Linked DNA regions of Mus musculus: region 1 is linked to region 2. The links are chromatin loops, found by intact Hi-C in ENCODE. Cell type or tissue: left cerebral cortex. All regions are shown on one strand.

The links. Hi-C counts contacts between places; a loop is a spot of excess contacts. Peaks named below come from ENCODE experiments on the same cell type or tissue, not always from the same donor. Only the 100,000 strongest peaks of a DNase experiment are listed, where the experiment ranks them.
Region 1: a loop joins it to region 2, with 2.3 times the contacts of the local background. A loop is called at or near these places in 3 of 42 quality-filtered maps.

The regions. Positions count from the first base shown.
Region 1 is chr7:116,700,101-116,702,600 of GRCm38, reverse strand. No RefSeq gene overlaps it. Among named protein-coding and RNA genes, the nearest start is that of Gm39074, 16 kb to the left of the region's middle. In left cerebral cortex, a CTCF peak has its summit at 960; DNase peaks (open chromatin) are centred at 456, 948 and 1,372; H3K27ac peaks cover 331 bases.
Region 2 is chr7:116,856,018-116,858,517 of GRCm38, reverse strand. No RefSeq gene overlaps it. Among named protein-coding and RNA genes, the nearest start is that of Gm26054, 95 kb to the left of the region's middle. In left cerebral cortex, no CTCF peak of the experiment used is centred here; DNase peaks (open chromatin) are centred at 540 and 1,179; H3K27ac peaks cover 1,131 bases.

The DNA.
Region 1 (2,500 bases), 160 kb after region 2:
TTGATCAAATCTCAACAAAGCAGGAAGAAGATGCCCACACTTAGAACGATTTTGAGGGGGAAATGGGAATTTAAAATGGCAGGTCTCACCCATCTACTTCTCTAAAAGTGGAGCCAGCTATGCCCAATATCCATCCAGTTAGCTACCAATACCCTTCCAAGCTGGCACGCCCTTGTCTGGCTGCCGTCTACCTTCCTCCTGGGATACTGACCTAAGACGCCTCAGTTTCCCTCAAAGACTCCTGTACTCTGCTTAATGTTTTTCTTTTCTTATTCCTTACCTACACCATTTTTACTTTCTTTTACTGGGAGTTAACATCAAGTAAACATTAAGGATTTTTTAAAATCTAGACCATACATCATCTCCCCAAGGAGGCGACTGAGTAACTGCCGCCTCCACAGAGAAAGGCACCTCCAACTTCCTGTCCCTCCCCACATTGTGGGCCCAGCTGCTGCGCTCATCTGTGCCCATTAACCCCACCCACTCTAGGCAGAAGGTGCTTAAAATCCCGCTGGAACCCCCGAACCGAGTCCAGTGATGCAGCCATTCCTCTCCAGCTCCACAAAATAAGGGGTCAGACTCCAAATGACAGGCTCTTCCCACCTCTGCTGATAAAGGTCTCTCTTCCCTGGTCAGGGGAGGGTCTGCTGACATCTACAAAGTCTTGCCAACTTTGATTACAGGGTCAGAAGACAGCGCCATTTACCTCATTTTCTACTTGGGATGTCTGCCCACTCTCTCACACAGGCTTCAGCTTGTCAGTCTAGCATGGCTACATATAAACTGCAGGCTTAGAGACGAAAGACTGGCTTTGCAAACGGAAACAAAATCAGAACAATGATTCCAACACAGGCTTCTTCCTTTCCTGAAATAGTTGCAGAAACTCCACAGCTTGTCTTAGACAGAGCCTTAGGGCTGAAGCCCCTAGTGTGGCCTGGAAGCTGAGCCTTGAGCGCCATCTAGGAGCAGAGGGCGGCACTGCAGGCTCTCTCAGACCAGCCGAAGTTTCCTCTCTAGCTGGCCATCTGTGAAGGACTCCGTTGAGGCCAGAGACTGCCAGGGACTCATGGGATTTGTGTTCAGACCAAGTCACTTCCGTAGCTGGGTAGTGCTGGGCATTTTTTTTCTTTATTTGCAAAGCAAAGATTACCATGCCAACCTCACTCGGTGAACAGAGGATTAAATAAGAAAAACTGTATAAGCTGGCATAGAACATGAAGCAAACAAAAAACACTATTCTCTTGACTCTTGGCTTTGCATCTGTTGCTGTGACAAAAGGTATTCTAGCAAAAAGCAACTTAGCTGGAAGGGAGGGCTTATTTGGCTCACAATTCCAGTCTATAGTCCATCGTTAAGGGAAAGTCGGGGCAGGAACGCATGCAAAGCCAAGAGCGGAAGGGAACGAATCCGCCCACGCTGCCTACCTACTCACGCTCAGCCGTTCTGCTCTCATGTTCTGCTCTCATGCCGTTAAAAGCCCGGCCGGTGAAATGGTGCGTCCCACATTCCAGCTAGGTCTTCCCACCTCAACTAACAATCAAGAGAATCCCTCACAGACCTGCTGGCAGGTCAATCCCCCAATGAAACTCTCTCCCCCGGGTGAGTCTGTACAGCATCGAGTCAATAATTAAAGCTACCCATCACACCTCCCTAGGCCATAAACGGACTGAGTCCTCAGTCAGACAAGTCGCTTAGGGGAGGAAAAGCGCCTGCCATTTGGGATCAGACCCTCACGAGGGACTGGAAGGGCAGAAATAACAAAAAGCAATATCTACAACATGTGGCCTACAGTGGGGGTGCAACTGGTGAGAAAAAGGATGGGGGGGCAGTTAACCCACCGTTCCTTGCATGAGCCCCCGAGGTTGAGCAAGTAGGAAGATAGTAATAGCAAGATAAAGATAAATAGGACTGTGTCACAGTGAATGAACCCAATGTAAATAACAATACAGGTAATGTACTGGACACAAAGTCAGTAGCTATTGAGGCTAGCTCTACTTCCTTTATCCCTATGCAAACAAAGGATTGCTCTTTGGACTTACAGACAAACTATGAAGACAAAAAAGGAATGGTCTAGGGCACAAGAGATGGATCAGCAGGTAAGGTGCTTGCTGCTAAGACTAACATATCTGAGATCAATCCCTGGGACCCACAGGATGGAAGCAGAGAACTGGACACAATAAGCTATCCTCCAACTTTCACACGTGTGGTGGCACATGCTCAATGTAAGTGAAAATAGATAGATGTGCAATATTTAGGTGGGAGAAGATCTGCTCTGGCTTACATACTTGTGACCCCATCTTTTTTTTTCTCCTAACAGAGGTCTTCCTCACTTCTGACACTAAAATGGAACATCTCATTGCCTGAGGCTTTCATGCCTTTTTCACCCCGTTCTCCCAATAGCCTGAGTCCAGCTCCTATTCAGATGTCCTCAATCTCTGTCCTGAACCTGCAACACTCTCTCCCTGGGCTCTCTACACTCCTGTCCCTCCTGCCCAGACTC
Region 2 (2,500 bases):
ACTGGCTTCCTAGTCTACCTCTCTATCTCTTTCACTCTGCCTTTGACACCCTGGCACAAGCCTCATCTCCTACTCTCTCCTCATCCTTGTTTTCTCTTTGTATCTTTAGCTTATAACTGCTTTCTTGATACTGCTTCTTATTTGGTTTGCTTCTTTTCAAACTGCGTTTTTGTATAGTGTTATAGAGATACATAAATCATAATGTATGTACTTTGGATGGATTTCCACATATATACACATCTATATGACTATATCCTAATCAGATGTCATCCTCAATCTCTCTCTACCTTAGTTTTTGAGAGAGTATCTTGTCATTGAAGCTGGAGCTCTCTGATTCTGCTAGACTCGCAGGCCAGCAAGGTCCAGAAAGACCCTATCTCTGCCTCTGAATCTCCAGATCTGGGGTTACAGGAGAACAAAGTCACCTCAGCTTTCTCAGGTGGGTGTAGGAGGTAGAACTCAGGCGGTCATGCCTATGTAGCAACAGTTACAGACTGAGCCATCTCTCCAGCCTAGTTTCTTCTTCTGCGTGGATGGGAGCCAAGCAGCCATTCTACAAACCCTGAAAACAGCTCTATGGTGTGAATTCCTGAGGTTAACGATCTAAATAAATCGGTCTTGTCTTGCCTCTGCTAAACTGCTTGAAAGATGATGTTTTACAGCCTGCATAGATCAGGTTGGTCTTTCCTTCCTTTGAAAGTTATCCTCAGTAGAAATTGTCATGCTACCTAATGAACCAATATTAGTTTAACTACATGTTGTTAATTAAAAGCAGAGATTTATACAAGCTTTTCCCTTAGGAATAAAAGTAAGAATATCATACTTCAAACTTCCAGAAGCAGAAGAGCGGTCCCAGAATTTACAAACCTCCGTTAATGGTTATGGTGAATTTTCTTCTAAGGGTGTCTTACTCTGGAGACCTCATTCTATTTCCAAGGAAGATCTGACCCAAGATGACTCTTTATAGGCCAGGCCATTTAGCTTTTGTGTGAGAGGAGACTTTTTTTTTTTTTAGCCTAGATGCTCGGTCTCTTTTTTATCTCAAACCATTTTCCTGGAAAGCCCACATGAATTATGTTCACAAGAAAGAGAAAGCCAGGGCTGAGAGGCTGTTTCAGTAGGCAATGAGCTTGCATATAAATCTGACAAGCTGAGCTTAGATCCAAGCATCCACAGACAGGTGGATGGCGTAGCACATGTGGGTAGCATATGCATCTATAATCCCAGTGTTCCGGTGCAAGTGTGGGAGGCAGAGGTAGACAAGTCTCCAGAAACTTGTAGGACATCTATCCTACCACATGCAACAGTGAGCAACGTGAGAGAGCCTGCAAACAAGCTGGAAGGTAAGACGGACCCTGAACTTGTTCTCTGACCCCCTGCACTTCTCCTGTGGCACACACGCACACAGATGAACATACATACACAAATACACAAAGCAAGAAAAGACTAAAAAAGTAGAAAAAGAAAGGAAAAGCCTGACCTCCTATTCATTCCAGATGGATACCCATGTCTTTAATCGAGTTCTTCTAAACAAGTGAATCCAAAAATAAGGATTAATTTGCAGTTATCAATAAGAGGTTCAAGGACACATGAGCTGAGAGAAGTCTGTGAGTTACTTCTGATCATATAACCTGACATACACAACAGACAGGAATGAAATATTTCTTTTATGACATGTGGTTTCAGATTGCTCAGTCCAGTGTGGTAGCAATGTCATAGTAAAGGAAGTCATAGAGTGGCAGCCAGGAATAAGTAATGGGGACCAGGGAAGGATAACCTCCCAAGGGTGCCCTTCCATTGTCATGACTCCCTCCAACTAGACCCCACCTCCTCCTTTTCCCATCTCCCAAAGATGCAATCATACCATGAATCCATGAAAAGGTGAAGTCCTTGCTTAGGTCAGAGTCCTCATCATTTAATCATTCCTGGAAACTCCATCACGGGTGTCCTTCAATGTCTCCAAGCCAAGTATCAATCCAATCAAGTTGACAATTAAGATGAATCATACGACAAGAAAGGAAGGAACATAATGGGTATGCTAAGGAGGGAGAGAATGACTGTGCTGTCAGAAAACTTCTCATTCTAAGTAATAATTCAACCACACTAGCCCAGTGCAGAATACACACATCAGAGCCATTCATCAGGTGTGCCAAAGCTGGGGACTGATCACTCACATTTCCAGCTTCTGGTCACAGGCAGAGTAGACTCTATTGGCCAAACAGAACCACCAATTAGACAGATGAATGGAGGTTAACCTCCAGAAATGACTACCTGAAGGGAGGTAGGCAGGGCAAGCCACAGCTGTGGAATAATGCCCCAGAGCAGAAGTGGGATGAAGGCCAGCCCACCAGCCATGCACGTCAGTCTCATGTCTTCCTTTGGCAGACCAAGAGAGTTTGGCATACTTTCCAGGTTATCATGGTAGTCGGTGCATCTCTGAAACCTGTGAGCAGCACGCAGCATGCTTCCTCTCTGTGTGGGTCTTGAGGTTAGTACAACC